2 separate regions of the Homo sapiens genome follow, and region 2 is linked to region 1. A link is an interaction called in ENCODE POLR2A ChIA-PET data of the cell type or tissue named here. Cell type or tissue: OCI-LY7. All regions are shown on one strand. Each heading gives the region's core, and the rest is flanking DNA. Links, peaks and the distances in the headings are about the cores only. Region 1 overlaps SMARCAD1 (SNF2 related chromatin remodeling ATPase with DExD box 1). Region 2 has its middle 34 kb from the start of BMPR1B-DT.

Evidence for each region. ChIA-PET counts read pairs that join two places held together with the same protein. Peaks named below come from ENCODE experiments on the same cell type or tissue, not always from the same donor. Only the 100,000 strongest peaks of a DNase experiment are listed, where the experiment ranks them.
Region 2: POLR2A ChIA-PET joins it to region 1 with 13 read pairs; 2 of 35 experiments call an interaction of 5 or more read pairs at or near these places.

What each region holds. Positions count from the first base shown.
Region 1 is chr4:94,280,534-94,297,242 of GRCh38, forward strand. It overlaps SMARCAD1 (SNF2 related chromatin remodeling ATPase with DExD box 1), which reads left to right. Exons shown (of 24, transcript NM_020159.5): 20 at 59-247; 21 at 939-1,057; 22 at 2,588-2,770; 23 at 4,427-4,536; 24 at 8,940-10,759. The coding sequence ends at 9,001. Among named protein-coding and RNA genes, the nearest start is that of HPGDS, 54 kb to the right of the region's middle. In OCI-LY7, for the core only: no CTCF peak of the experiment used is centred there; no DNase peak of the experiment used is centred there.
Region 2 is chr4:94,715,638-94,732,346 of GRCh38, forward strand. No RefSeq gene overlaps it. Among named protein-coding and RNA genes, the nearest start is that of BMPR1B-DT, 34 kb to the right of the region's middle. In OCI-LY7, for the core only: no CTCF peak of the experiment used is centred there; a DNase peak (open chromatin) is centred at 7,324.

The DNA.
Region 1 (16,709 bases), core at 2,330-10,329:
TCATCATATTATTAATTATTTTTATTTTGAAGTATACTGTGTTTTGTTTTGTTTTAAGGAACCTACACATTGTGAGGCTAACCCTGACCTGATCTTTGAAGATATGGAAGTTATGACAGACTTCGAACTACATGTACTTTGTAAACAGTACCGACACATTAATAACTTTCAGTTAGACATGGACTTGATTTTAGATTCTGGAAAATTTCGAGTTTTAGGATGCATCTTGTCTGAATTGAAACAGAAGGTATTAAAAAAGAATGGCGTTTCTTTTGTATTTTCTCAATTACTTTAACTTCTTAAAGCAATTCTGGCACACTGACTTGCTTGAATTAGCCTATGTCTGTTCTGCATTCTTCCAGAACTTAGTGTTTTGAACATTTTCTTGACGTATTTTCTTGATTACCTCCTTTCCTCTGTTGAACCTCAGACAAAAACAATAGAAAGTTAGTAGACTGTATCTGTATTGATGTTTTAAAAAAATCTTAATTGTCATTATTTCATAGGTGACAATCTGTATGTGTGCTTCAAAATTAGTTTTTAAAGACACTATTTGTTAGTTATTTAAGTAATGCTGCCGTTTATGTGTGAAATAGCCTAAATTTGTAAAATCACAGTCCAGATAATACATACATAAGCAGTTGTCCACATTTTCCGACGTTTTTCTTATGAAAAGGAAGTAATTTAACTGTTCTTAAAATCAAAACTGAGAGCTAGCTTTTAGCCCTGAAGTTAAGGCAGTTTATTCATATATAGGCTGCAATAAGACATACGTCTTCGGTATTACTGATTTGTATTAAAGAAGCAGTTTATCACAGAGAATTTTCTGCAAATTTATCAACATGATATAAGTAACACTTCTAACTGTTTAAACCTGTCAAGGCTTTGAGTAGTAAAACGATTTTTTCTATTTCTAATTCATGTATGTATTTTCACAGGGTGATAGAGTTGTGTTATTTAGCCAATTTACCATGATGCTGGATATCTTAGAGGTTCTATTAAAACATCATCAGCATAGGTACCTCAGATTAGATGGAAAGACTCAGATTTCTGAAAGGTTGGTATAATTCATGTTAGTTACAAAAAAATAACTCATTTATTATTATTGTTAGGATTTTAATTGTCTAACAAACAATTGATAGTATTTTGTTGTTTTTATGTTTGATTACTTCAAATCATTACCTTAAAATAAGAGTAATTTCAATGGTCAGGCATGGTGGCTCACGCCTGTAATCCCAACACTTTGGGAGGCTGATGCGGGCGGATTGGTTGGGCTCAGGAGTTCAAGACTACCCTGGACAACATGACAAAACCCTGTCTCTACTAAAAACACCAATAGCAACAACAACAACAACAAAAATAGCCAGGTGTGGTGGTGCACGCCTGTGGTCCCAACTAGGGAGGCTGAGGTGGGAGGATTGTTTGAGCCCCGGGGGGCGGAGGTTGCAGTGAGCCAAGATCGCACCACTGCACTGTAGCCTGGGTGACAGAGCGGGACCCTATCTCAAAAAATAAATAATTTTCTTTTAAATTTTCTTTCTGAATTACATGCAAATACGTTTTTTTGTTTTTTTTTTTTTTTTTGAGACGGAGTCTCGCTCTGTCGCCCAGGCTGGAGTGCAGTGGCGCGATCTCGGCTCACTGCAAGCTCCGCCTCCTGGGTTCACGCCATTCTGCCTCAGCCTCCCGAGTAGCTGGGACTACAGGCGCCTGCTACCACGCCCGGCTAATTTTTTGTATTTTTAGTAGAGACGGGGTTTCACCGTGTTAGCCAGGATGGTCTCGATCTCCTGACCTCGTGATCCGCCCGCCTCGGCCTCCCAAAGTGCTGGGATTACAGGCGTGAGCCACCGCGCCCGGCGCAAATACGTTTTGAAACAGCTATTAGAATTGTATTTTTTATGGTTTTCACCTTTAAATTTTTTTCAAAGTCTAAAACACCTTATCTTTCATCAAGATTGTTTTAAAATCTTTCACATTTTAAGGGTAATTAAAGTTTTTTTAATTCCCAAAGGTTGTAAAGATTGAGCTTAGTAAAGAAGGGATTGTCTTAATAAGGACGGAATTGTGTAGTATGTTTAAATTGCATTATATATTTTGATTTATTTTTTTTCTGTTGGCCAGAGTGGTTTTTTCCCACCCGCATTAGACTAAAGGTAAAAGTAATGTTTTTTTTTTTTAAAGAAGAGAATCCACTTACACAATTTGATCATGAAGTCCTTGATTCATCAGAAATGTTGTCTGCCAGTAGGAGCCGATATACTTCTGAGAAGGTTAAAGATTGAAAAGCCATACACAGAATTTAGCTAAGCCACAAGTTTAAAAAGGACAAAATAGTCATTTAGGAATTAATTGAATCTGAATAGTTGAATTGAAGTAAGAGTTGGTAGGGGTAGCAATATCGTAGAAAAGAAGTTGGGGAATTGAGGAGGCTCTTCAGTGATATAGCCAGAGGAGAAATAACTGCAATACTAAGAGATGTACATACATCTTCAGGTTTCTTTTTCATGTGATAATGATTGTTTTCCATTTTAATTACATTATACAACTTTTTAGTGAGATTTAACCTAATTTGTTTATCTTACAGGATTCATCTAATTGATGAGTTTAATACCGATATGGATATCTTTGTGTTTCTGCTATCAACAAAAGCTGGTGGATTAGGAATAAATCTGACTTCAGCAAATGTTGTTATACTTCACGATATTGACTGTAATCCTTATAATGACAAACAAGCAGAAGATAGATGCCATAGAGTAGGCCAGACTAAGTAAGTGTTTTTAGTTGGAATGTATTTTTAATTCAGTGCCACTTTAATTTGTGTAGACCATTAGAATATAGTGTTGGATGTCCTGCCTTAGTTTTTGTTTTTTCGGCAAAGCATGGCTACTGATGTATTTTATACCAGCAGTGTTGAACATCAACTGCACTACGTAACCCTTCCATTTTCTAGTAATTATCCACCCACATTCCAAATAGTTCTGCAGTTCATGAAGTATTAACAATTGACGGCCGGGCGCCGTGGCTCACGCCTGTAATCCCAGCACTTTGGGAGACTGAGGCGGGCGGATCATGAGTTCAGGAGATCGAGACCATCCTGGTTAACAGGGTGAAACCCCGTCTCTATTAAAAATACAAAAAATTAGCCGGGCATGGTGGCGGGTGCCTGTAGTCCCAGCTACTAGGGAGGCTGAGGCAGGAGAACGGCGTGAACCTGGGAGGCAGAGCTTGCAGTGAGCCGAGATCACCACCACTGCACTCCAGCCTGGGCGACAGAGCAAGACTCCATCTCAAAACAAACAAACAAAAAAATTGTCTACCCCTTTGAAAAAGATGAGTAATTAAAAAAACTTGCTTGTTAGATCAGTTAAGTCCCAGACAAACTTGGTAATATACAAACTTGCTGGGCTGTCCTGTTACCCTTTAGGAAGTAAATTGAGTTGTAAATTATTTTAGATGAATGGTACATTTTGACATTGGTCACAGCACTGTAAAGAGGTGAAGATAGCCGGGCACGGTGGCTCACACCTGTAATCCTAGCACTTTGGGAGGCGAAGGCGGGTGGATCACGAAGTCAGGAGATCAAGGCCATTCTGGCTAACATGGTGAAACCCCGTCTCTACTAAAAATACAAAAAAAAAAAATTAGCCAGGCGTGGTGGCAGGCGCCTGTAGTCCCAGCTACTCGGGAAGCTGAGGCAGGAGAATGACGTGAAGCCGGGAGGCGGAGCTTGCAGTGAGCCGCGATCGCACCACTGCACTCCAGCCTGGGTGACGGAGCAAGACTCCGTCTCAAAAAAAAAAAAAAAAAAAAAAAAAAAGAAAAAAGTAATTTCCATCTGAACACAGAACTGTTTGTTGTAATGTAGTTGTAATGTTTTGTTTTGTTTTTGAGACAGAGCCTCACTCTGGCTGGAGTGCAGTGGCACCATCTCTGCTCACTTCAATCTCCACCTCCCAGGTTCAAGCAATTCCCATGCCTTAGCCTCCCAACTGCTAGGATTACAGGTGTGTGCCACCACACCCAGCTAATTTTGGTTTTTGTTTTTTTTTTTTTTCGTTTTTTTTTTTAAGTGGAGACAGGGTTTTGTCATGTTGGCCAGGCTGATCGGCTGATCTCGAACTGCTGGCCTCAAGCAATCCACCTGCCTCAGCCTCCCAAAGTGCTGGGATTAGAGGCATGAGCCACTGTGCCCAGTCAGTAATTTACTTTAAATACAAATATCTTTCTCTTTTCTTCCATCTGTAGGAGTGTCTAAAAGTTAAATAGTCAGAAAATGTCAGTCTCAAGTGGCTTAAATAAAAGAATTTAAGGATATGTTTGTCGTAATTTTCAAAGTATTCTTTTTGAACTCTTAAATATAGTTTACATATATCCAAATAACTATATTTAGTAACCAATGGACATATTTTGTATTTTTTTTTAGAGAAGTACTAGTTATAAAACTAATAAGCCAAGGGACGATTGAAGAATCCATGCTAAAAATTAACCAACAGAAATTGAAACTAGAACAGGATATGACTACAGTAGATGAAGGTGAGTTGTTTGTAAGCAGAAACTTCAATATTTATCTATATGACCATGCATCTAATTAGTCAGTGCAAGAGGATGACAAAGATGGCTACCTTAACTAGCTTACAGTTTAGGGATGATGTGTGATGTGGGAGAAGGTAAGCATGTTTATTTCAAAATACTAAAATAATTTTTTTGAAGTTTCTTAAGTTCAAAATTTTTATTTTTGTATATGTTTTTGAAAAGAATATGTTCAAAACTCAGAAATGAAAGAACAGACGCCTCCTAGTCGCCCCATCTCCCAACTTCCCCAATAGAGGTGACAAGTGTTAGCCTTTTGTTTTTGTGTGTGTGTGACCAGTTATTTTATGTGTATAAAAATAAACACGTGTTCTTTCTTTTATGGGAGAAAGGGTGCATGTCAACTTACGATACACTCTTCTGCATCTTTTCTTATTTAATGTTAAATTAATTGGAAATAAGCAAGTTTTTTCATTCTAATTCCTAATATTGATAATTGTTCATTTTAATTTAGCAAATTTCTGTTCATGACAGACACTGTTATGTCTGTGTTATATTAGGCACTCTGTTCTGTAAAAATCAATATACTTTAATCTGTCTACAGCGAGAGAGAAGTGCGTATGATCAAATAATTACTAGTCTTTCTTGCGTAGCATTTATTTCAGGGTGCTGTGGAAGCTTGGGGAGGTGGGCGGTAGAGAAAGTTTGAGTAAGAAGCAACTGAGATCTTTAAGAGTAAGGATAAGTAGAGTGATCATAGTTAAACAATTAGCAGTCATTACTAGGCTTTGTGTGCATGTGGCAACTTGCCAGTTTCAGGTTGTCCAGGAAATACAGTAAAGTGAATGCATAAGGCAGATTCTCTTTGGGCAATGTTTTCCTTATTATTTTGGTAGGGCAGCTTTTAGAATTTAGTAAAGCATTTAAATTCTTTTTCAGCAATACTAGCAAATATCCAAATATATGGATTTTATTCTAACAAGTTTCTAAATATAATAGAACCATAATAGTTGATAAAATTAACTATAAGTCTTTTCTTATGGGCTAGTTCATTTCCTCAGAGGGAAATTTTTCAACCTCCTGTGAAGTGAAGAGAGGTAGGGAGAGAGGTGGTATGAGAATGGCCCTGAGAAATGAAGGAGGGAGGTTTGTTCTCTTATTTAAATATTAATAGTTAATCTGCCTGTTTTCAGCAGCCTCTTTCTTCTCTTCTATGACAAGTCCAGAGTTCCTCAGACTCATGTTCTCCAAAGAGAATAAACCTTCAGTTTTATACATTTGGAGCAAATGGCTGGCTCTCTTGGGCAAGCTTTAGACATCTTACCTGTTCAAGCTGATTATAACTTCATGTTTCCCATTTACCCCCATTTCCTGAGCTTTGAAGGTAGAAGGGTAAGGATTCTGGGTGTGAACTAGCCTTGCATTTCCCACCTGCAGACACTTAAGCTTTTACTTTATTATCGAAAATCAGTTTCCATTCTTTCATCGTTTTCTTTCAAAAGTTGTAGACAACTCTCTGTCTGCTGTTGTCTTTTTCTCCTATTCTTTCTCCTTTGTCTAATTCCCTTACACTTTTTTCTCCCATCGTATTTTAATGGTATTATGGGTGATGGGAACAGAGGTGATGTGTATGTTTGATCATTTTCAGTCATAATGTAAATTATTTGTATTTGTATAAATTTGGTCAGTCTAAAATTTTGCCTGTTATGTTCACCTACATTGTCTGTTAAAATAGCAGTGTATTTTTAGCTGTGCTCTCAAGCCAATAGCTTTGAAGTGTTTAGTTATGAAGAATCCTGCCCTCTCCTTACCACTTTTTTCAGAGTCTTGCTCTGTCGCCCAGACTGGAGTGCAGAGGCGCAATCTCCGCGCACTGCAAGCTCCGCCTCCCGGGTTCACACCATTCTCCTGCCTCAGCCTCCCAAATAGCTGGGACTATAGGTGCCCGCCTCCATGCCCAGCTAATTTTTTGTATTTTTAGTAGAGACGGGGTTTCACCGTATTAGCCAGGATGGTCTTGATCTCCTGACCTCGTGAGCCACCGCGCCTGGCCTCTCCTTACCACTTTTCCTAGAAGTTTTCCTCTATCTTGTTAAAGCTGTTTATATGTGTTTTTCCCAGTGTGTATTTTATTTGCTAGAATAAGGATGTAATGGCGTCTCTTATTTACTCGTTTAGCTGTAATCATTTGTCTTCAGCTGTGTCCCGGGTTTCATTTAGGTAATTTTGACACTGGACTGATGATAATACATGTATGCCCTTCTTTCCATCTCTCACAGTGAGGTCCTTTTCCTCTATAAACAAAAATGTATATTTGTAATTGACTATGTATTGCTTTTTGTTACCAATCTGTTTGTCCCCTCTTACATGAAACTATGAAAGGTAAAGACCATGATTCCTCTCAAATATGCTTATCAGATTTTTGTGTTCCTAGAGCTTGCCTTAGTTGTTACCAGAGTACCAGCAGCAGGAGCAGCATCTCCTAAGAAATTGGCAATTTGAAATGCAAATTCCCAAGCCCCATTCTATACCTACTTAGTCAAAAACTCTGGCGATGGCACCTAATAATACTTGGTTTAACAGGCTATTGAAGTGATTCTGATAAAGCTAAAATCAGAGAACCACTGCTTTAAAATAAAGATTGTGTTTGGGTTTTTTTTCATTAACTTCCCTTAATGTATTAATTGTATTAATACATTTTTTACCTTTTGGAACTTTAAAAATATATATATATTACCACAATCATGACTACATACTTTTTGAATTTTTTTATTACAGAAATAGTCATACAAAAATGAAAGCAGTGGCTGGGCGTGTGGTTCATGCTTATAATGCCAGCACTTGGGGAGACAGGCGGGAGGATCGTTTGAGCCCAGGAGTTCAAAACCAGCCTGGGCAACATAGCAAGACTCCATCTCTATTAAAATATATATATATTTTTTTAATTGTTGAAAGTATAGTATGAATGAAAAATACAGCGATTTAACAGTTGTGACATTTGCAGTGTTTGTTTTTTCTACTTCTTTTTTCCCATTGATCCATAATAAAGTCAATTGTAAACATGGCAATTTATTTTCAATATCACAGCATATTCCTCAAAGTTGGTACAATACCATTGTAGCATCTAAGAAAATAAACAGTAATTTTCAGACATTATCATATATTATTCATATCCAGATTTCTCTCATTTGTCCCCTTAATGTCTTTTATAGCTTTCCTTAAAACACTAGGGTCCAAAGTTCACACACAGCATTTTATTGTATTCTGTCTTTAGTATCTTCAAGTTTAAAAGAATCTCCTTATTCTTTTCCTTCTTTTCTCTTCTCCCTGCATTCTTCCTAACATAGTATCAGTTTATATAGTAATTTATGAAGTGTCAATTTGGATTTTATGGGCTATTTTCAAGTCTGTGGATGAGCTTGGAAGCAAGGATGTCAGTGAACTGACATCCCTAAGAGTTGATGTACTATTTTGTGTTCCTGTGGATATATGTGTTTTGTTTTGTTTTTTGTTTTTTTAACAGAGAAAAGAAGAGTGGATGAAAGTACTCATAATTTTAGATTATAGCTGAGGTGTATATTTGTGAGAGAGGGGAGGAGGAGAGAAGTGGTTAGTTTTGCTACATTTCAGCCACATCTAATTTATAAAATTATTCATAGTTACAGATCTATCACAGATCAGCAAATATTTGAATTGCCACCTGTGCTGTTGTCACTAACTAGTAAATTAATCAACTCATCTCAAAATATTCTCAGTGCTAAATTGAATTAATCAGGGATGGCTAGATTATCTGCCACTGTGACACAAAGAGATTTAGAAAATCTCAAATAATTCCTGTAAGTGCTTATACTGGGGCCTCATTTAATTAAAATATAGGGCAAACATTGGATAAACCAGGTAATTTAAAGTGGCTAATTTAATCATCAGCTGGTATGCTGTGCTCAGAATGTTGTTTATATGTATACAGTGTGGGTCTGAGTCAGTGATTATATCTTTAGATGAAAAATAAGAATATAGATTGGTTTTCGTTGGTTTAGGTTTGGGTTTGTTATCCTTGTTTTCCCTACTCCATTTCTTACATAAATGTTTTTTATTTAGCAAATGTGAGAAGTTAAGTACCATGAATTAGATACGATCCAGTGTATTACCGTGTATTTTTATATAGCTTTATAAAATTGGAAAAATAACCTTAGATTGCTATGTTGGCAATATGAACAAGAACATAGAGGAAATAGCCCTAATCTAAGTAGAGCTTAGGAAAGTTTTTAACAGGGGTGAGTGACACTGAAGCAAACTAGCCCTTGAAAGATGAGTAAGAATTCACCAAAGAAAAAAAATAATTGAGACAATTTTTTTTTAAGTAAAATATTTTTATAAAGCTTTTAATGCTACTTTCTGACCTACAGGTGATGAAGGGAGTATGCCAGCAGATATAGCCACATTACTAAAAACATCAATGGGCCTGTGAAATAAGAACTGTGAACTCTCAATTGATGAGGAAATATCAACTTGGTGCACTCAAGGACATTTACATTATGATGACCATGGGGTTTATGAACATTTATAACTTTTTATAATTTCCATATTACATTTCTCATAGTATGGACAACTTTTTGCCACTAACTGAATTCTCCAAATACTCACACGTGAAATTTCAAAAAAGAAGCCACAAATATGTAGTTCTGAAGATGTTGAATAATCATTTTACAAAGCAGTTTTCTGAATGGGGATTAGTTGGTGATTGTTTGTAACAAATATGCTAATGCTTTAGAAATGTCAGTATTTTTGTAATTATTTCTACCTCCAAATATATATATATTGTCTTTCACTGGATAATGTGTGTAGATTTTTACATGTGCCTTATTTGACAATGCTTATGTCTTGTTTTTGCTTGTCTCATTTGAAGTTCTTTTTTATTATGTTAAAGAATGCAGCTGTATAGATTATATAGCTTTCATTTTATTGCTATTTGAAGCAGATGTTCACCAATGTCAGCAAGAACTCAACCTGAATTTAAAGGTGGCATTCCATATACTAACATCCCCCAGGTCCTCTCAAGTACTTCTGCTGAAACAAATTTATTTGGCTAGGCACTAAGTTGTTTTCCAGTGAATAGTAACTAAAGAAGCCCCTACCTTGCTCCATGGATTAATTCCTTCTGTTCATTTTCCAACTGCACTAATTGTGCATATTACTCTGCCTAATCTTGTGCATGTTTTCATTGATTTCCCTCTCCCGGCTTTTGCTTCTCTTGAAACTGTTGCCCAGTCACTTCTGCTCCAATTCTCTTCCTCTCTAAATAGTAGTTTATTACTGCCACATCTCCATGCATCAGCAAAATGTTGGTGACATTTTTCTAGCCTGGCAGAACAGATTACTTAAAGCTATTTCATTTCAAAGCAGACTGAATGTGACTTCATCTAAAGGCAGCATTAGGTACTGCATGGAAATAGGTCATTAACTTGAAACTCTTATCAAAATATATTTTACCAGTTTCCAGAATTTCCAGTACAGGACCGCCTGAAGAGAGAGCCATTGTTCAATTCCAATTCAGTGTGAGTGACAAAGTGAAATTTAGAAGTGAAGTTGTCTATTTGATATTTAACTCTTTATTAAATCTTTCTTTAAATTTCTGCCTGTCAGTCTATATTGCTGTTTTTATTATACATCAGTTTCTTTGTATAACTTGTGAGTTCCATGTGTTTTGTTTTTATTATGTAAATATCATTATAAATAAACTTATTTATAAATCAAAGATTTGTTAATTTTTGGAAATCATGCTTTTCAAAGCATCCTAACTTGCTAAGATGCTAGGTAGTACGACCCTCTGGATTTGGAAGGCAAATAAAACTCTTACAGTGATTATTTAGATATTAAAGACTGAGAACTCACGGCTTAACCCCAGTCTTGATGGTATATTGAACAGACTGAATATATTTTACCATTACAGGGCTAAAAGGAGTCTTCATGTGTTAATACTACCTCCTTGTACATCACTATACCCAAATCAGTTATTCAAATTGTTAGGAATTTTACCTTTTAAAATCTCATAATGGATATCTCATGTTTTCTGTATTAATGTATTTTCAATGATAGGCTGTTTCTTTTTTTGTTGTTATTGTTGTTGTTGTTATATCCATACTTTTATCTCTAATGAAATGTAGTTGGGTTCTTCCTGTAATGCGCTATTATGTCTTGGGCTTAATAAAAATATTTGTGATCATAAGTTGTATTTTCACACCCTTTTTAATAGTTTCTAACCCTTCCTCCTCCTACCCTTAAAATCATATAATATTGGGCACAAATGAGATTATCTTATGTGCTTAATATTGCCTGTTTGCCAGTAAATTGGAACTTACTACTTAGGATGTATTCTCATTGGTTCCTTCATTGGACTGATGTCAGTAAATACTGTAACCCATTATCACTACAGAGCAAATGAAGCGAGAGTTGGAGTAATATCTTGACCAACTGAAGCATTTTTTAAATGCAAGCTACACAAAGAAGACATGCCTTATGCATTTTTATAACTGTTTGGGACCCCCATAGAGTTTTAACTTTATGCCAGTAGATACTTACTTTGAAACATTACTGTAGTTCCTAACAGTTGGCATTATCGTGTAGTGGAGAGACGGGGTATGAGGAGATTTGGTTTCCATTTGTGTGACCTTACGTGTGATACTTCACAGTCCATAAATTTAAGGAATTCGGATTGTTTTAACTCTTACCAAAAATGTATTTTTGAAATTATAAATTCAATATGCAGTTCACTTTCTGCTTGACTTCACTCTCGCTTAGCCACCCTCTCTTTGTATAGAAGCAAAGAGACATTTAATTTGCATACACAATGGGATAATGGAATGTATTGTCCTTCAGCGCAAAAAGATTACCTAAAGGTTATAATAATGCTAAATATTTCCTTATGAAACTTGCTGTGGTTATACTTTATACTTGTATTATGATTTGTATAAATAGGATTATCTTATTTTGAATTTTCATAATTTTGTATAAGCATTGGATTATCACTTTTACTTAGTTCTGTCTTCATTAAAGCTTGATGTGGGGGAAATTTAGCTATGCAGAAGAGTGAAGAAAAGCTAACTACTTTTATTATCTAGAACATTATTTGCATTTCTTTTGTTAAAGGTAATTTTTCTTCAGATTGCCTGGATTACATGTTGGAGGGTTTTGAATGAGATTCACATACAACCTATTATCATTTACTTATAGCAACTAATAACAAGAAAATTTGATCCAAAGAATCAAGGTACTTAGAAAATACACTGTTTTTATGTGTAATCCTTAATAATTTATATTTGTTATTGTTGTTGTTGTTGTTTTGAGACAGAGTCCCTCTGTCATGCAGGCTGGAGTGCAGTGGCGTGATCTCGGCTCACAGCAACCTGTGCCTCCCAGTTCAAGTGATTCTTGTCTCGGCCTCCTGAGTAGCTGGGATTACAGGTGCCCGCCACCACACCCGGCTTATTTTTGTATTTTTAGTAGAGATGGGGTTTCACCATGTTGGCCAAGTTGGTCTCGAACTCCTGACCTCAAGTGATTCACCCTCCTCGGCCTCCCAAAGGCTGGGATTACAGGCGTGAGCCACTGCGCCCGGCCTAAAGTATTAGGTAACTTTTTTTTCAATTTCATAAAACATTGAGAGGAAAGAAACACCTTAAATAAGATCATACCTATCTGGGCTTTTCTTTTCCTCTTCTTTCTTTCTCCCCAACATCCTCCTCTCTTTTTTGACTTCTTAATTGTGAATAAAGCTTCTGTAAATATATGTGGACAGGTTTTTATGTGGACATGTTTTCAGGTCCTTGAAATAAATATCAAGGAGCACAATTGCTAGATTGTATGATAAGCATATGTTTAGTTTTATAAGAAATTGTCACTGTCTTCCAAGGTAGCTGTACCATTTGTACTCTCATCAGCAACAAATGAGAGTTACCCGTGCTCCACATCCTCGTCAGCGTTTGGTGTTGTCTGCTGTTTTGGATTTTTTACCATTGTGACAGTCATATAGTGGTATCTTGTTTTAATTTGCAGTTCCCTAATGACATTTTGTTGGGCACCTCTTCATATGCTTATTGCTACCTGTATCTTTGTTGAGGTGTCTATTGAGGTCTTTTGCCCATCTTTTGATCAGCTTGTTTGTTGTCTTATTGTTGAGTTTTATGAGTTCTTTGTGTGTGTGTGTGTGTGTGTGTGTGTGTGTGTGTGTGTGCAACATGGCTGTTTATTCCACCTGGGTGCAGGTGGGCTGAGTCCGAAAAGAGAGTCAGTGAAGGGAGATACGGGTGGGGCCGTTTTATAGGATTTGGGAAGGTAATGGAAAATTACGGTCAAAGGGGGTTGTTCTCTGGTGGGCAGGGGTGGATCTCACAAAGTACATTCTCAAGGGTGGGGAGAATTACAAAGTCCCTTCTTAAGGGTGGGGGAGATTACAAAGTACATTGATCAGTTAGGGTGCGGCAGGAACAAATCACAATGGTGGAGTGTCATCAGTTAAGGCTGTTTTTACTTCTTTTGTGGATCTTCAGTTACTTTAGGCCATCTGGATGTATACGTGCAAGTCACAGGGGATGCGATGGCCTGGCCTGGGCTCAGAGGCCTGACATTCCTGCCTTCTTATATTAATAAGACAAAACAAAATAGTGTTGAAGTGTTGGGGTGGTGAAAATTTTTGGGGGGTGGTATGGAGAGAGAATGGGTGATGTTTCTCAGGGCTGCTTCAAGCGGGATTAGGGGTGGCGTGGGAACCTAGAGTGGGAGAGATTAAGCTGAAGGGAGATCTTGTGGTAAGGGGTGATATTGTGGGGATGTAAGAAGAAACATTTGTCGTATAGAATGATTGGTGATGGCCTGGATACGGTTTTGGATGAATTGAGAAACAAAATGGAATAAGAGAAGGAGAAAAACAGGTATAAAAGGTCTAAGAATTGGGAGGACCTAGGACATCTGATGAGAGAGTGCCTAAGGAGATGCAGCATAGTCCTGCCAGCAAAGATTATTTATTTACTTCAAGAGTTTAGAGTGGCAGTTTGGGGATAGCACCAGGAGATATCAGCTGTGATGGCTAGGAGAAAGTGTAAACCGGCAGTGTAAACAAGAGCACGGCATGCATGAGTAGTTGAGAACGGTGAATAGGAGTATGACTAGACAAAAGATAGTAGGGATGACAAGTTTTTTGGGGGCACAGTCTAAGTTGGTCTGGTGTCAAATGAGACTGGGGCCTAATAAAAAGGAGCGTCTATACAGGAGCTTAAATGGGCTGTACCTTGTAGCATTCTGAGGACAGGCCTGAATTCTGAGAAGCAAAAGTGGTAAAAGTATTGTCCAGTCCCTTTTAAGTTGGTGGCTGAGCTTGGTGAGCTGTGTTTTTAAAAGACCTTTAGTCCGTTCTACTTTTCTTGAAGACGGAGGACCGTAAGGGATATAAAGGTTTCACTGAAACCTACTAAAAGCCTGAAAAACTGCTTGGCTGATTTGACTAATAAAGGCTGGTCCGTCATCAGACTGTATAGAGGTGGGAAGGCTAAACTGAGGAATTATGTTTGACAGAAGGAAAGAAATGACTGCGGTGGCCTTCTCAGACCCTGTAGGAAAGGCCTTTACTTATTCAGTGAAAGTGTCTATTTGGACTAAGAGGTATTTTAGTTTCCTTACTCAGGCATGTTGAGTAAAACTAATTTGCCAGTCCTGGGTGGGGCAAATCCTCGAGCTTGATGTGTAGGGAAGGGAGGGGGCCTGAATAATCCCTGAGGAGTAGTAGAATAGCAGATGGAACACTGAGAAGTTATTTCCTTGAGGATAGATTTCCACGATGGAAAGGAAATGAGAGGTTCTGAGAGGCGGGCTAGTGGCTTGTACTATAGCATAGCCTGCCTTTGCTGGTATGCGGCGATTAGGCCTGGTGGAACTGCCATCAATAAATCAAGCGTGATCAGGGTGAGGAACAGGAAAGAAGGAAATATGGGGAAATGGGGTGAATATCAGGTGGATCAGAGAGATACAGTCATGGGTGTCAGGTGTGGTATCAGGAATAATGTGGGAGGCCGGATTGAAGTCCGGGCCAGAAACAATGGTAATTGTGGGACTTAAAGAGTAAGTACAGCTGAAGGAGCCGGGGAGCAGAAAGTATATGCGTCAGGTATGAGGAAGAAAATAGATTTTGGAAGTTATGAGAAATGTAGAGAGTGAGTTGAGCATAGTTTGTGATTTTGAGGGCCTCTAAAAGTATTAAAGCAGCGGCAGCCGCTGCACGCAGACATGAGGGCTAGGCTAAAACAGTAAGGTCAAGTTGTTTGGACAGAAAGGCTACAGGGTGCAGTCCTGGCTCTTGTGTAAGAATTCTGACCGCACTAACCATGCCTAGGAAGGAAAGGAGTTGTTGTTTTGTAAGGGATTGAGGTTTGAGAGATTAATCGGACATGATCAGCAGGGAAAGCACGTGTGTTTTTATGAGAATTATGCCGAGATAGGTAACAGATGAGGATGAAATTTGGGCTTGACTGAAGTAATGGGGGCTGTCTGTGAAGCCTTGCGGCAGTACAGCCTAGGTAATTTGCTGAGTCAGGGCCAAAGTGAAAGCAAAGAGAGACTGGGATGAAGGGTGCAAAGGAATAGTAAAGAAAGCACGTTTGAGATCTAGAACAGAATAATGGGTAGTAGAGGGAGGTATTGAGGATAGGAGAATATATGGGTTTGGCACCACGGGGTGGATAGGCAAAACAATTTGGTTGATAAGGTGCAGATTCTGAACTAACTTGTAAGCCTTGTCTGGTTTTAGGACAGGTAAAATGGGGGAATGGTAAGGAGAGTTTATAGGCTTTAAAAGGTCATGCTGTAGCAGGCAAGTGATAACAGGCTTTAATCCTTTTAAAGCATGCTTTGGGATGGGATCTTGACATTGAGCGGGGTAAGGGTGATTAGGTTTTAATGAGATGGGAAGGGGTGCATGATCGGTCGCCAAGGAGGGAGTAGAGGTATCTTATACTTGTGGGTTAAGGTGGGGGGATATAAGAGGAGGACACAAAGGAGGCTTTGGATTGGGAAGAAGGGCAGCAATGAGATGTAGCTGTAGTCCAGGAATAGTCAGGGAAGCAGATAATTTAAAGTGTCTCAGCCTAATAAGGGAACTGGGCAGGTGGGGATAACTAAAAAGGAGTGCTTAAAAGAGTATTGTCTAAGTTGGCACCAGAGTTGGGGAGTTTTAAGAGGTTTAGAAGCCTGGCCGTCAATACCCACAACAGTTATGGAGGCAAGGGAAACAGGCCCTTGAAAAGAAGGTAATGTGGAGTGGGTAGCCTCCATATTGATTAAGAAGGGGACGGACTTACCTTCCACTGTGAGAGTTACCCGAAGCTCGGGGTCCGTGATGGTCTACGGGGCTTCCGAGGCGATCGGGCAGCATCAGTCTTCAGCCGCTAAGCCGAGGAGTCAGTCAGAGAGCCTTGGGCCAGAGTTCCAGGGGCTCTGGGAGTGGCTGCCAGGTGAGTTGAACAGTCCAATTTCCAGTGGGGTCCCGCACAGATGGGACATGTCTTAGGAGGAATCCTGGGCTGCAGGCATTCCTTGGCCTAGTGGTCAGATTTCTGGCACTTGTAGCAAGCTCCTGGGGGAGGAGGTTCTGGAGGAACGCCTGTCCGCTGCAGTTCAGGCATTTGGAAGTTCTTGTGTGCTGGAGATGTGGCTGGGGTTTGTCTCACAGTGGAGGCCAGGAATTGCAACTTTTTTCTATTATTGTACACCTTGAAGGCGAGGTTAATTAAATCCTGTTGTGGGGTTTGAGGGCCAGAATTTAATTTTTGGAGTTTTATTTAATGTCGGGAGCAGATTGGGTAATACAATGTATATTGAGAATAAGATAGCCTTTTGACCTTTTAGGGTCTAGGGCTGTAAAGCGTCTCAGGGTTGCTGCCGAACGAGCCATGAACTGGGCTGGGTTTTTATATTTGATGAAAAAGCCTAAACACTATCTGATTTGGGATAAAGAAAAAGGAGCATTAACCTTGACTATGCCTTTAGCTCCAGCCACCTTTTTAAGAATAAATTGCTGGGCAGGTGGGGGAGGGCTAGTCACAGAACGAAACTGTAAGCCAGACCAGGTGTGAGGAGGGGAGGCGATAAAAAGATTATAGGGTGGAGGAGTGGAGGCTGAGGAAGAATTG
Region 2 (16,709 bases), core at 2,953-10,952, 440 kb after region 1:
TTTTGTATTTTTAGTAGAGATGGGGTTTCACTGTGTTAGCCAGGATAGTCTCGATCTCCCGACCTTGTGATCCACCCGCCTCAGCCTCCCAAAGTGCTAGGGTTACAGGAGTGAGCCACCGCACCCGGCCGGTTTTTACATTTTTTAAAAAACCTATGATAGGCAGCTGTAGTAGAATAGATAAAGGCATAAACTCTAGAGCCACACTTGCTGGCTTCAAGTCTCGCTCTTTGCTCAATGAGACTGGGCGTGAAGCTATTTAGCTTCTATGTTAGTTTTCCAGTCTGTCAAGTGCCTTCCTCAAAGCGTTGCTGTTAAGATCAAAGCACTTAATGCAGATAAAGCTTTTAGAACCATCCCTGGCATAGAGTAAGCACTTAGTGAATGTCAGATAATCTTTTTATTTTTAATGCAGTTATCTTTGTTAAGTATTAAGCAGCAGAAAATTCTTTTCAATCTATCTCCTTAAGCCAGAAGTCTCTGGTTTTATTCTTTAGCTTAATGTTTCCTAATATTCTTGAGTCTATGATATATATATGCAGCCTGACTGAATGGCACAATGAGGTTATTCAGAGGTAATATCTATTGGTCTAAACTTTCTACTTCAAACTCCCCAAATCATGTAAACATGCCCATTATTCTCCTTTTTCATTTTGTCCTCTTCTCACAAAAACTCTGTCAAATGTCAAAAGTGAAGAAATCCACGACTTTGGAGTTTATTAAGCCTTAATCTTCTCTGGTATATAGTATATGCTCCAATTGCTGTTTATGGAATAAAGATACTGAATCTAAGACTTGCTCCACAATTGTTGGAATACTGACACCCTCTAAGTATCATTTGAGAGCTCATGCTATTATTTCATGGATTGTGCATCCTAAAAAGAACCAATTTATGTAGTTACCTAGACATCACCTTTTATCATTGCATAAGTTAACATATCTTTCAAAATATATTTTTGGCTTTTCAAATATCTCACCCATGCCAACAATCCCTAAATGGTGGGCCCTACAAGTATACTGCATATGGGTTACACATGGGCAGTCATATTGATCCCTCCCAATGGCTGGACTGAGGCTGGAAAGCTGGAATGCCCTGCTTTTGGACTTTTCTACTTAGCCCTACAACAATGGTCATTTCTTATGTATGCCATAACTTGGAATAAGTTGGGGTGAATAGAGGGATTTATGCAGTCAAGAGATCAATTATGCCAAAACACAGAAGCTCTCAAGTAGACCCATGACTTTGGAGAGTTTATGAAGTCTTAACCTTCTCTGGTATATAGTATATGCCCCAATTGCTGTTTACTGAAGAAAGATACTGAATGTAAGACTTGCTCCACAATTGTTGGAATATGGACAAATGATGGGTTTGAGAAGGTTTATAAAACTCTTAAAATTGTGTGCAAACTTTGTGCATGTGTTTTTCTGAGGGTGTGTAACTTTTGTAAAATCTTTAAAACAGAGTTTTTCAAAGTGCAATTTGAGGTCCAGAATTATCTGAAAAGAATGTTGTTAAAAATAGATTCCCAGGAGCCATCTTACTGAATATTAAATCACTTTAAATGAGTAAAATAAAATCCTTGACTTATGTCCAAATTTTTTATTACTGCATAAGTGTTAATTATTTTTATTAAGTGGACATTGGTGTAGTATTTGTGTCAAAATCAGGAAAAAAAGAATTGATGGTTTTTATTTGTCAATGAACTCTGAATTTATTGATAATATCAAGCCATCAAAAGTTAATAAGATCTGTTGCTTTACTGATAAAAGTTTTATATATAGAATAAGATAAATGAAAATTTCCTTTAATTCTTCAGAGATTATTTCACACTTAAGAGTATGTTCCTTCTCAGAAACTTTGATAGAAAGAATAATTTTAGCTCACATAAAGAATAACTTTCGGCTGGGCATGGTGGCTTACGCCTGTAATCCCAGCATTTTGGGAGGCCAAGGCGGGCAGATCACCTGAGGTCAGGTGTTCCAGACCAGCCTGGCCAACACTGCGATACCCCATCTCCACTAAAAATACAAAAAATTAACAGGGCGTGGTGGCAGGCACCTGTAATCCCAGCTACTTGGGAGGCTGAGGCAGGAGAATCGCTTGAACCCAGGAGGCAAAGGTTGCAGTGAGCCGAACTGCACCACTGCACTCCAGCCTGGGTGACAGAGTGAGACTCCATCTAAAAAAAAAAAAAAAAAGAATAACTTTCTCTCAGTAAAAGCTGCTTAAAGATGAAATGGGTCATTTTGGGGAACAACAAGTTTCCAGCTCACTAAGAGTGGTGAAACATAAAGGGCAAGTTCACTTCTAGGAATACCGTAGAAGGAACTCAAACATCAGGACCATTGACCTTCTACTGTTCTATTTATCTTGCCTCTGTGTCGCAGTATCTTTTAATCTTGACAAAATTCTTATTATCTTGAAAAAGGTAATACATACTCATTGTAGAAAAGTTGGAAAATATAAACCAGCAGGGGAAAATAAAAAAGTTTAACTCTATGTTACCCATAGAAAATTGCTGCTAACATTTTATTTTAGACTCCTCTAGTCTTTCATAGACATATAGATTTTAGAAATTTTTTTACATAATAGAGTTATATTGTGCCTTAGCTAACATCCTACTGAATGGGGAAAAATCAAAAGCCTTTCCTCTATGAGCTGAAACAAGACAAGGATACCCACTTTCACTACTGTTATTTGACATAGTACTACTATAAGTCCTGGCTAGAGCAGTCAGACAAGAGAAAGAAATAGAGGACATCCAAACTGGAAAGAAAGAAGTCAAATTAGCCTTGTTCACAGATGACCTGATATACTGAGGAACACCTAAGATCCCCATCAAAAAACTATAAGAACTGATAAACAAATTCAGTAAAGTTGCAAGATACAAAATCAACATAGGAAAATTAGTAGTATTTATATATGCCAATAGCAAACAAGTGAAAGATCTATACAAGGAAAACTATAAAACACTGATTAAAGAAATTGAAGAGGACACACAAAATGATGAAAAGATAGTTCATGCTCACAGATTGGAAGAGTTAATATATATATATATTTTTTTTCCTTGAGACAGAGTTTCACTCTTGTTACCCAAGCTGGAGTGCAATGGTGAGGTCTCAGCTCACTGCAACCTCTGCCTCCTAGGTTCAAGCAATTCTTCTGCCTCAGCCCCCCAAGTAGCTGGGATTAAAGGCACCCACCATCATGCCTGGGTAATTTTTATATTTTTAGTAGAGACAGGGTTTCACCATGTTGGCCAGGCTGGTCTCAAACTCCTTACCTCCTGCCTGCCTCAACCTCCCAAAGTGCTAGGATTACAAGCGTAAGCCACCATGCCCGGCCGAGTTAATATTGTTAAAATGACAATTCTACACAAAGCAATTTATAGATTCAATGAAATCCCTTCTGAAATACCAATGACATTCTTCACAGAAATAGAAAAAAAAATCCTAAAATCTATGTGGAACCACAAAGGACCCCTAATAATCAAAGCAATCTTGAGCAAAAAGAACAAAACTGGAGGCATCATATTACCTGACTTTAAAATATACTACAAAGCTATAGTAATCAAATTAGCATGGTACTGGCATAAAAACAAACACCTAGACCAGTGGAACAGAATAGAGAATCCAGATATGAATCCAGATATTTAGAGCCAGCTCATTTTCAATAAAGGTGTCAGGAACAAAGAATGGGGAAAAAACATTCTCTTCAATAAATGCTGCTGGGAAAACTGGATATCCATATGCAGAAGAATGAAACTAGACCCCTATCTCCCATCATATACAAAAATCAAATAAAAATGAATCAAATGAATCAAAGATTTAATCTAAGACCTGAAACTGTGAAACTACTAGAAGAAAACATTGGGAAAACACTCCAGGACATTGGTCTGGGCAAAGATTTTTTGTGTAAGACCTCAAAAGCATTGGCAACCAAAGCAATAATGGACAAATGAGATCATATCAAGCCTAAAAGCTTCTACACAGTGAAAGAAACAATCAACAAAGTGAAGAGACAAACCTATGACAAGGGATTAATAACCAGAATATTTAAGGAGCTTAAACAACTCAATAGCAAAAAATTCCAAATAATCTGATGTAAAATTGGGCAAAAGATCTGAACAGATATTTATCAAAAGAAGACATACAAATGACTAAGAGATATATGAAAAACCACCATGAGATATCATCTCACCCCAGTTAAAATGGCTTTTATAAAGAGGAGAGGGAGCTGGGCACCACAGTGGCTCATGCCTGTATCCTAGCACTTTGGGAGGCCAAGGCAGGCAGATCATCTGAGGTTACGGGTTCAAGACCAGCCTGGCCAATGTGGCGAAACCCCGTCTTTACTAAAAATACAAAAATTGGCCAGGCATGGTGGCGCATACCTGTATCCCAACTACTTGGGAGGCTGAGGCAGGAGAATTTCTCAGACCTGGGAGGCAGAGATTGCAGCGAGTGGAGATCGCACCACTGCACACCAGCCTGGGAGACAGAGTGAGATTCTGCCTCAAAAAAAAAAAAAAAAAAAATGACAGGGAATAACAGATGCTGGCAAGTATGTGCAGAAAGGGCAAGCCTTGCACACCGTTGGCAGAAATGTAAATTAGCACAGCCACTATGGAAAACTGTATGGAGATTCCCCAAAAAACTAAAAATGGAACTACCATATGGAACTACCATATGATTTGGTAAGTCCACTATTGGGTATATATCCAAAAAAGAAATTTAAAAAAAGGAAATCAATATATCGAAGAGATATCTGCACTCCCATGTTTATTGCAGCACTATTCATATAGCCAAGATTTGGAAGCAACCTAAGTATCCATCAATGGATGAATGGATAAAGAAAAGGTGGTATGTATACACAATGGAATATTTTTCAGCCATGAAAAAGAATAAGATCCTGTCATTTGCGGCAACACAGATGGAACTAGAAGTCATTATTTTAGTGAAATAAGCTAAGCTCAGAAAGACAAATACTGCATATTTCTCACTCATGTGGGAGCTTAAAAAGTGGATCTCATGAAGATAGAGAAGATAGAGTAGATTGGTGGTTACCAGAGGCTGGGAAGCACAGAGGGGTGGAGAGATGAAGACAGGTTGATTAATGGGTGTAAATATACAGTTTGATAGAAGAAGTAATAACTAGTGTTTGATAGATCAGTAAGGCGATGATAGATTACAATAATCTATTGTATATTTCAGAATAACTGGAAGGGAATAATTTTTAGTATAAAGGCAAGCATTTAAGGTGACGGATATCCCAATTAAGCTGATTTGATCTTTACAAATTTTATGAATGTAGTAGATTGTCACGTGTTCACCAAAACATGTACATCTACTATGTATTAATAAATTTAAAAAAGAAAAGAAGAAAAAAATTATACTGTGCCTAATAGTTTAGAAATTACTTTTCACTTAGTATTGATATTCTCTATATTTTTTAGAATAACATTTTTAATGTCAACCTCTTATTTTATCTTATGGATAGTCATGTGATAATACTCTAATCACTTTCTCATATTGAATGTTTTTTTTCTTACTCTTTGCCATTATAGACATCATTGCAATAAATATCTACATGTATTTTCTGTCTTAATTATTTGGATATCTATTATGTATATTCTGTCTTAATTATTTGGATTTCTGCATTAACAACTTGGTCTCAAAATAAATAAATAAATAAATAAAAATAGAGACATACATGACTGGGTAGTTCTGGGTTGGAATCTCCTGTAAGGTCGTAATCAAGATGTCACAGAGTCTGCAGTCACCTGAAGTCTTGTCAGAGGCTAAAGACTTGGCTGTCATGATTGGCTAGTTAATGTTGATTTTGGCAGAAGGCCGCAGTTCCTCCCCTCATAGATCTGCCCACAGGCTGTTTGAGTTTTCTTACAACACAGCAACTCACCTCCCCCCAGAGCAAGTGATGTGAGAGAGGGAAAGCCAGATACACAGATGCAAGCTGGGTTTTTTTTTTTTTTTTTTTTTTTTTTTACAATTTAGCCTTCAAATTCATATGGCAGCAGCTCCTTCACATGGTATCCTTTAGAAGTTAGTCCTCACTAAGTCTGGTCCACATTCAAGAGGAGAGGAAGGCCGGGCACGGACAGTGGCTCACGCCTGTAGTCCCAGCACTTTGGGAGGCCCAGGCGGGCGGATCACGAGGTCAGGAGATCGAGTCCATCCTGGCCAACATGGTGACACCCCGTCTCTACTAAAACTACAAAAATTAGCCGGGCGTGGTGGCGCGCTTGTAATCCCAGCTACTTGGGAGGCTGTGGCTGGAGAGTCTCTTGAACCTGGGAGGCAAAGGTTGCAGCGAGCCGAGATGGCGGCACTGCAAAAAAAAGCGGGGAATTAGGCTCCATGTTTTTTTTTTTTTTGGAGACAGGGTCTCGCTCTGTCGCTCAGGCTGGAGTGCAGTGGCATGATCTCTTAGGCTCCATCTTTTGAAGGGAGGAGAGTAAAACATTTTATAGACACATTTTAAAAACCACCACTACAGCTAATCTTCAAATAAATTTCTATAGGTGGGACTTGAAGTTTCAAAGAATATGGAACATGTGAAGGCATCTTATACAGTACCTATTTCTGAATTGCCCTTCAGACAATTTGTATTCATTTATACTCTTCTAGCAGTATATGTAGTTTTCTACTTCCCACAGCCCTAGGAAACACTGTGTATTGTTTTTAAACACGGCCTCTGCTTCTTTGAGAATTAGAAAAAAGTGCCTCTTCCTCTGGGCAGGCAGATGCACCCACTAGGGTATATGGCTTTGCAAAAGGACTGCCAGCTGGGTTCTAGCTCCCCCAAGTCTGCTGGGCTGGGCGCCCTCTTGCAGGCCTCAACCCACACAGCTATACTCAGTGGCCTTACTGAAAGTCATGTGTTTTTCTTTTTTTCTGAACAATGCTAAAGTTCACATTTGTCCTTTTCTACTTATTAAAGCAAATTTGATTTTTCTTCCCATTCTAATGATTAAAAAATGGCCCTAATTTTCCAGTTTAAATTTATTATCATAGATAATAATAATAAAAATTTACTTCCTTAACAAAATATCGTATACACATTTTATTAAATTGAGCTCCGTTTTTTATCCTTGCTTGCCTTGTCTCTAGCCACCTCCTGTATAAGGATAGGGCTGTGTCATTGCCTTATGACAAAATTGTCTGTAGAAGTGATTTTTCAGTTTGTTATGATACAGGCAAGGTTGTAGAATGCCAGCCAGGAAAGTTAAGTGTGTACTTATAAGCATCAATTGCCCTTGACCAGATTCACAGCTTCTGCTTTTTTTTTCTTTTTTCCACTTTCATTTCCTGTAAGGGGAGATGTGATAAACCACAAAACTGGCCGTGAATCCTACACCTGCTAAAACTTGCCATTTGGATCCTGGCACTTACGTTTTATAAAATATACAAGCATATTTATGCCAGTTTACATAAGAACACAAGAGCCTATTCACATGTTTTTCTATTAGAAAAAATATTTAAATTATGATTTTTATGCTGCCTAAACCAAGCTCTACTTAACATCTATTTTAACATAACCCTCTCTTGTATATTCAGCCTCAATTTCTTGGTATTTCTTGATGTTTTCAATTATCGCTCATTTTGTGTTCTTTTAAGTTTGAAAAATTTTGTCATGAACTGATAAAAAAAGGTTTTATAATTAAAGTTTTGGGAACCTTGACTAATGTAAATGTGAACGATACTGTTAAAAAGTTTGACTATTTTGATTGATCTCACCACAGTCGTCATTTTTTTGTATTAAACTGACCATTCAGTTTAATCATAAAAAGCAAAACTGTTTATGTTGTTAGCATAGTTGAAGCAAGAATCATAGTTGCTATTTCCACCTCCAATATTTGGGTATGATATTATCATATTCAGTTCTTCATTAAATCTATGCTTCATGATAGGTGTTAAACAGCAACAAGAGCTCAGATTTACTTCCATAAAGCTCAGGGGAGGTATAATCAAAACATTACTTAAAATGTAATTGCTTTTCCATCATAATATTTAAAATTGAGAGATCACTTTTCCAGGTGTCAAACAAACATTGAGTTTTAAAAAGTGTCAGAGTCACTAACACTTATCAAAATGCATTATTTATATCAAATAATTAAAAATGAATTTCACTATCCCCAAATCACAGAACCTTCTTCTTTACCAAAAAAAAAAAAAAAAGGATTACCTCTAAACAGATACACAAGTTAAATAATTTTCATGAGAGTGAGCAAATTCTAATGTTTAAAACACAAGGCCCACTAATGGGTTAGAATTCATTCTCACATAATTTCATTTGATCATTAGATCAAGCAATACTATTTTAATTGTAATGAAAATATCAATTCTCAATATCATCTTTTTAATTATAGGATCAGAGATATTTTTGCCTCTAAAATGTCACTGTCTTTTCTTAGTTGTCAACCTGGACTTTATATCAGGACAGAGAACGGTGTAAGAAAAAGCTTTAAAGTGGGCCAAGAGTTTTGCTAAAATCAATTTCTGTTAAAGTGCTTTCTCATTTATCACCTCTGAAAGGACATTTAACAAAGGCCTTCTGATGTAACTTTTGTCAGAGTACCAGGTAAACTGCGGATTAAACATTAGCTTAGTCTAGAGACGGAGTCTTGGAGAGGGAGGAGCAGTTTTCAAACTTTAATAGATGTGAGGAAATGAATTTATTTTGTTAAGTAGTGAGCTTCTTTTCCTAAAATAAAAATCTGTCACTTGGAGCTTAACAGTTTCATGTCCAGGGTGAGAATTAGAGTGTGAAGCATGATCCAGGGTATTAAGATAGTTAAAGGCTAAAAAAATAGATGGGTGGATCACTGGAAATATCCTTTCCAATGCAATAGTATAAAAAGTTTTATGTGTACTATGAATCTGGAATATTTGGATCTTGTGGGAAAAGTTGACTTTGTTGGCAGAGTATCCTGGTTTTTTTCTTCTTGTTTTTATGTTGTGTTGGTTTGTAGGACTGAAACTGAACTTGAAAGTGAAGTGGAGATTTTACATATGTGGACAGTAATACATTTCTGTGAGGCATTTTCAGAGGTTTAGTTGTATCCATGTAAGTGATCAAAGTCCAAGGGCAAAACAAGAAGATTTAAGAAGAGATGCCACCTGTATCAGATTATCTCAATACTTAAAGTTGTTTTGAGATACAAAGAATGTATCTGAATAAGACCCTCTGTTTTCAACCTTGGCAGTGACATTCTGTGGGTAGACCAAATTAGAGGTAGGCAGTATGTTGGAACACAAAAGAAAAGGCTATGCCTCCACCAAAACTGACTGCACCACCAATTTTATTGGAACTTTTTCTTTTTTAATACCACTTGGAATTTGGAAGGAAAGTAAGAAAATCTTTTCTGTTTTATCACTTATGCTGGATGTGGAGTCCCAAAAAAAGAGCACCCAAGGGGATTTTAGTATTTATTTCTGCTTACACGAGAATATGAATAGGGTAAGAAAACCTGTGGGGGTGTGTGTGTGTGTTTACCCCCAGAAGTGGCTGTTATTCATCATGAGGGAAGTGTTGGATGAGATGCTGCACAGAGGGAACTCTATGATTTTAGACAACACTTCCAGGTAAAATACATTGACTTTTATTTATTTTTTGAAAATGCTTTAAAAATATATATAGCATAGTACTGCGACATATTAGGTGCTCAGTAAATGCTTTTGAATAAATTACAGCCCAGCTTCCTTGGGGTCCCTCATCTGTTACACTAACAGCAGGAATTCACTCCTTTTTCCACCTGCAGGACCTTCCAGCCCTCTTAATGTCTCACCCAGCTATTTCTGGGAATTTGAAAGGAATGGCTTCTTTGTGCTAAAAAGTAGGTCCACCATGGTGATTACTCCAGCCCCCTTTTGATTTTTACTGATTAGAGACTGCATGAAGAGACCAACATGGCAATACTAATATCTCTGCTCAGGATGCAGTCTTCTGATTTGAACAGGGCTGCCAGGAGAGCTGTGTAGGACAATAGAGATTATGCCCTGTACAACCCCAGGGCTACCATTTCCTTACACTCCAACAGAATGGCACTCCCTAGAATTGTGCCACAAGGTGGCTATGCTTGCACACACAAATACACATGCCCTGGGTATCAAAAAATGGCATGATACTCTGTGGAGGCCACTATATACTGATGCTGTGTGTGTGTGTGTAGAAATGGGGAAAGTACCCTCTCCCTCTCCCCCCTGACTCCCTTGGACACCTGAGCACAGAAGTAGTATTGTTTGTGTCCTGTCCCTCCCCAGACAGCAACTTGACCATCTGGATACAGTCCCTCTATACATAAGACCCCATCAAATGTGCAGTGGAATCAAGAGTCGAGAAAAGTAGTTTGCTGTCTGCCTTCTCCTGACCCTAACTTCATGTGCCCATGAAGAGCTTTTGCTCAACTTTAAGTGACCTAACGTGTCTGTTTACTAGGCATGCCTGTTATGTTGGAGTTTCAGTTTGGGATCCAGCTGGGACCTTTGCTAGAAGTTGATTGAATGAGTAAATGAGTGAGTGAATGGGTTTTTGTATCCATACATGTATATTACTTTCTTTATTAAATAAACTTGTTTTGTGATGGGAAAAAAATAAAGCCTATTTGTGGTATTAGTTGCCATAGTGGAGTTTGAAGCTGAGCTTTTTCATCAATATCTGTTGGCAAGATAAGTTAGTTATTCGTATGTTTTCTGTTTATTTAGACTCTCTCTCTGCCTGATAATTACATGGAAAAGTTTGAGTTTGATAAACAATCCTCACAAAAGTTCCTAATAAACTGGCCATTGAATGGACAATAGGAGATAGCCCAAAGTGCTCTCTAGAGGAATGCTAATAATTTTCTGAGTTCTGCTTGGTTTGCTTTAAATGATAGAATACCTAAGGGTCCCTAGGGCATCTTTAACATAAGTAATTTACTTTTAATTTAAAACAAAACCCTGGTTACCCTTAAGCCACAGGGGGAATTGTTGTTTTCTAGTCAGGGGTGAAATCACAGTTCAATCACCCTGTTGTTTCTAAAAGCTGTAACCTCCTTAAGGGAAGTGTCAGAGCCTCCAGCCAGAGGCTGATCTGCATTCACACACCTACTCAGTACAAGGGCCTATGTCCCACATAGTCTCTGGATACAGATTATAGAGGACAAAATGGAATTTTGCTTTCTCAGGTAGTGTCTTTCTTTTTCTTTCTTTCCCTTCCTTTCTTTCTTCCTTTCTTCTTTTCTTTTCTCTTTCTTTCTTCTTTCTTTCTTTCTTCTTTCTTTTTCTCTTTCTTTGTTCTTTCTTCTCTCTTTCTCTTTTCTTTCTTCCTTTCTCTCTCTTTCTTTCTTTCTATCCTCTTTCTTTTCAAAAACAGAAACGTGGCTTACAAGTATGTAGTTTCTTTTTGAAGCACAGTGATTCTAACTACTCTCTACTACTTCTTATTATCTCCCAATTTACCATAGATACACAGATTAAATTGATTGAAATATTTTGAAAAGTACTTCTATGTTACTGATAGATAAAAGTCTAAATTCTTCAACCTGCTAAGAAGACCCTTCTCAACGTGGCCTTCACTTCCCTTTCCAACTGTTTTCTAACATCTCTGGCTCTATAGCCTACGTCCCAGACAACACAAACTTAATGTCATTGCCCATACATCGTGCTGATTCAGACAGGAGACAGGGATATACTGGGTAGAAGGGGGCAGTTCCCTGGCAAAGGCCCCACCCTCAAGCCTGGAAACCTGTGGCCCTAAATGGGAACAGGTATTCCTGTTTTCGTGTCCAAATGTCTTTTGGTCCACCACGCCCCCCTATCCTGCACCCATATAAACCGCAAACCGCAGGCTCCATAAGCAGATGAGCACACAAACAGAAGGGTAGAGGAGCAGAAGAGCAGCACAGCAGAGAAGGAGAGAAGAGAAGGAGTGTCCGAAAGTCAAGGGGAGTTTGGCTGGGGACGGTTAGAGAGGAGATGTGTTTGGGACAGCTTAACTCCAGGGGAAGATCATCTTCCCACTCATTCCCTTTCCAGCTCCGCATCCATCCGCTGAGAGCCACCTCCATCACCTTATAAAATCCCTGCATTCACCATCCTTTGAGTCTGTGTGTGACCTCATTCTTCCTGGACACCAGACAAGAACCTGGGTACCAAGAGGGCACTGAGCTGGTTAACTCTTAAGCTGTTTGCAGACAACAGAGCTAAAAGAGCACTGTGGCATGCCCACTGGGGCTTCTAGAGTCACAGGCACCCACCCCTAGATGCTACCTTGGGGCCGGAGCCCAAAAGCACTTGCCCGGCTTCCTGCACCTGCCTGTCGGTGTGCTCCCATCCTGTAAAGGATTTGAGCATTCAGCGGCCAAGCAGACAAGCCACACCCCTGTTGCACATCCTGTAAGGGGGGGTCAGGGAATGCTCCTGTTTCATCACAACACACTCTGTGACACTGTGCCTGCTATTCCTTCTCTTCTTCATGTAACACAGTCTTGTTCATCCTTAATAACTGGTGATCTTTAGGGTCATTTACAAATGGTCAGTTTCTCCTGCTTTCAGGCATTTGGTAAGATCGCTCTTTTCCCATCCCATTTTAAATTAGATGTGGTCATGTGACTTGCTTTTTCCAATATGTGGTGAGCAGATGTGCTGTATTCATCAGGCAGAAATTTCCTGGCAGAAGTTTCAAGGGCAAGGGTTGCCGAGTTCTCTCCCGCTGCTCCAGCTATCATGAAGTTACCTGTTGAGACGAAGTCTCTGTCACCAGGGGCTCCTAGTGACTGTACTGAGCAGTAGTTTCCTGCTAACTGGAATTGGATGTGTAACATGAGTGATGTGTAAAACTTGCGCATGTATTAAAGCAACGGATGCATTGGTGGTGTTTGTTACCATGGCATAACCTCACCTAACCTGACTGACAGAACAACACAACCAAATTCAAGTGTGACTTTATCTAGGAAGCCTGCTCCTAGATAACATCTTTCCCACAATGACCTGTTAATCACAATTTTCTTGGTGACTTCATAATGCTTTTTCCATAACTTCATTGTTACGCTTGCCACAGTGCTTAGGGATTTTGTTTACATGACTCTTTCCCCTATCATGCTTTGAACACCTCAAAAGAAAGACCAGATCTTAGATACCATACCCACCCTTTCTCATTTTTTGACACATTGGTTGGCACATGGTTGCTATTTAATGACTATTTTTAAATAAATGAGAAAAAGGACAATCAGGAAAGCCATTTTCCTTTTCTGATTAGAAAAGATTTTTTAACAGCTTAAAGAAGCTGTTAAAACAGAGAAAATAAGTTCATCAAGTTATCAGACCAACCCTTTTGTTATTGTTCATGTGAGGTAAAGAATGTATTAAAATTATTTTAATATCTGTTTTGTCCTGAAATAATTTCAAAGGATGATAGTTTGGTAGTCAATAATTTCATTGATAATGTAAAGATCATCACCCAAATCTCTCTCTTTTTTTTTTTTTTTTGAGATGTATTCTTGCTCTGTCGCCCAGGGCGGTGTGCAGTGGCACAATCTCAGCTCACTGCAACCTCCGCCTCCTGGGTTCAAGCAATTCGTGCCTGCCACCATGCCCGGCTAATTTTTGGATTTTTAGTAGAGAAAGGATTTCACCATGATGGCCAGGCTGGTCTCGAACTCCTGACCTCAAATGATTGACCTGCCTCGGCCTCCCAAAGTGCTGGGATTACAGGCATAAACCACCGTGCCCCGCCACCCAAATCTGTATGTTATAATTAAGTTACACCTTACTTCACTCACATTAAGTTAATCATTAGTATTGTGGTTTCTTATGGATCTTTAATTCATTCGGCAAATATTTATTGACTGTTGTGCTGCATCCAGTGTTGTGCTAGGCCCTGGGAATGTACAACTGAATAAAACACAATTCCTGACATCAGGGAGCTTATAGCTTAGTGGGGCAGAAATACAAACAGGTAATTATAATACAATGTGGCACAGGCAATGATTGAAGTACATGCAAGGTGTTATTTATGAACACAGAAGAGACATTAGTCCTGTCTGAAGAGTTTAAATCAGGAAGATAACATGATCACATTTACAATCCAGCTATTTTCTTCTGGTTGTTAGGTTACTGTTTTCTGTATGACGTGCAATGGTTATAGAATGGAGAGATGATGGCAAAATCAGAAGGTCTTACTGATTGCGTTGATGTGGGAGTAAGAGTTGGGAGGAAACAAAGATGATACCCAGGGTGCTAACTTGCATGATTGAGTATATGAGAATGGCACAGATTAAGACAACAGAAATATAAATAGATTTATGTAAAAGTTAACAAAATGAGGTGGACAGGTTCAGTCTGATGTATGGGTGAGGTTTTCAGATTCTATATCCTTCAGAAAATTGAAAATACACATCTAAAGTTTAAGAAGATAATGATGCTGGAGATATGGATTTGGGGTTACTAACAGACAGCTGATACCTTGAGAAACTAGCATGTAATGAGTGGCAAAGGAAACAGGAGAAATTCAGACATATTAGAGCTGTGGTTCTTATCAGGATAGGTACTTCCTCAAAGGGGGGCATTTTTGGTTATCACAATGATTGGAAGTACTATTGGCATTTAGTATCCTTCAATGAAAAAACATTTCCATACAATTAAGAATTAATTAACATTGCACGTCTTTTGAATCTCCTGCTGGACAGTAGGTAAAAATCTGTTTATAATTAACTGAATGTGGAAGCTTACTCTATTTTATATGTAAACAGAGGATTTTATTTTCAAGGTTTCAATATACATTGATTTTTTTTCCAGTAATGTAAGTACCTGATAAATAATTGCACTTTCTTTTTTTTTTTGAGACGGAGTCTCAGTCTGTCACCCAGGCTGGAGTGCGGTGGTGTGATTTTGGCTTACTACAACCTCTGCCTGCTGGGTTCAAGTGATTGTCCTGCTTCAGCCTCCCAAGCAGCTGGAATTACAGGTGCCTGGCACCATGCCCAGCTAATTTTTGTATTTTTAGTAGAGACGGAGTTTCACCACGTTGTCCAGGCTGGTCTCGAACTCCTGACCTCAAGCTATCTACCCGTCTTGGCCACCCAAAGTACTGAGAATACAAGCATGAGCTACTGCGCCTGGCCATAATTGCACTTTTAATGTTTGAAACTTTACCAAGAGCTAATCACCATTTTGAAAAACCATATAATTGATAATATCCTTGGTATTTGAGTAACTCAACTATGTATCAATCTATATTGTAATTATCACAATTGATAGGTTCAAAGATATAGGTTCAATAACCTTAAAGATATAGGTTCAAAAAATCTGATTACAATACTTACTTATGTCTTTCAGTGTAGTTAAATCAAAGTATTTGCATGTCAAGATATGTACTAATTTTACAAATTACCTTATTTTCTTCATATTGGTTAAAACACTTTATTGTGTATTTTTAAACATATGTAATGTGAAGATACATTACTAGTTACCATAGGATCCTAAATGGGGCATCACAGGATGTAGAGTATAAAGAAGGAGTATGGTGACACACAGAGTGGATAAGCTGTCTCCAAAATCTTAAAAGGACTAAAAGCATTGTCCTTCTTTCTTAGGTGTGGCAGATATGAGATGCAATAATTTGTCCTTTATTTTTGAGGGGATAGCCTTATATGTCCTTAAAAAAAAGTCACTGTAAACTTTAAGCTCCTGAACCTTCAACCTTCATAAGGATTATTTCCCATCATCTGGAATGTATTTATCTTTTTTCTTTTTTTTTTTTTTTTTTGAGAAGACAGTCTTGTTCTGTTGCCCAGGCTGAAGTGCAATGGTGCAATATCAGCTCACTGCAACCTCCGCCTCCCAGGTTCAAGCAATTATCCTGCCTCAGCCTCCCAAGTAGTTGGGATTGCAGGCGCACACCACCACACCCAGCTAATTTTTGTATTTTTAGTAGAGATGGGGTTTCACCATGTTGGTCAGGCTGGTCTTGAACTCCTGATTCAAGTGATCCACCTGTCTTGGCCTTTCAAAGTGTTGGTATCACAGGCGTGAGCCACTGTGACAGGCCAGAGTGTATTTATCTTGCTAGGTAGAGACTTCTGCAACATCCTTAAGAAAGATTATAAGGGCCAGCCTTCAACTAGTCTTCAACAGAGAGGAGTGGGCCACTTCTTCAGGCTCAAAGGGTTCAGCAGACTCAGATTTCAGAGTTCTTGATTGCATTGACCCAGATGTTCTTAAGTCCCAGGTCCTTTCCAATCAAGGTGTGATAATCAAATCAGATTTGAGAGTACAAACTTCTGGACTTCACCCCCTTTCTAATTAAGTCTAATGTTTGATGCTTAGCTTTTTCTGCCCTCTAGCTGCAGAAGATGAACCTCTTTATACGCAGCCAAGGACAGTCTATAACTTGCACTTCTTAAGTTGGTGATTAATCACCATTGTCTTCATTGTCTTTTTTCTAATGCATCAATAATACCCAGCAACAGACATCTAATTCCATGGTCCTTAAAAGCACCACTTCCTCCATGCTTCTCAAATGCCTGAGACAATAGTATCCTTCAGAGCGTTCCTTTCCACCGGTATCCTATACTCCTTAACCTCTCATGAACAATTGAACTGCTACAGCTGCCAGGAGCTTTTGATACTCCGTCTGCTGAGCCCCTTCCAAAGCCCCACTGCAGAGCTGCCTCCTAAGAATACTTCCAGTACCAAGTCCTAGGTTGGGT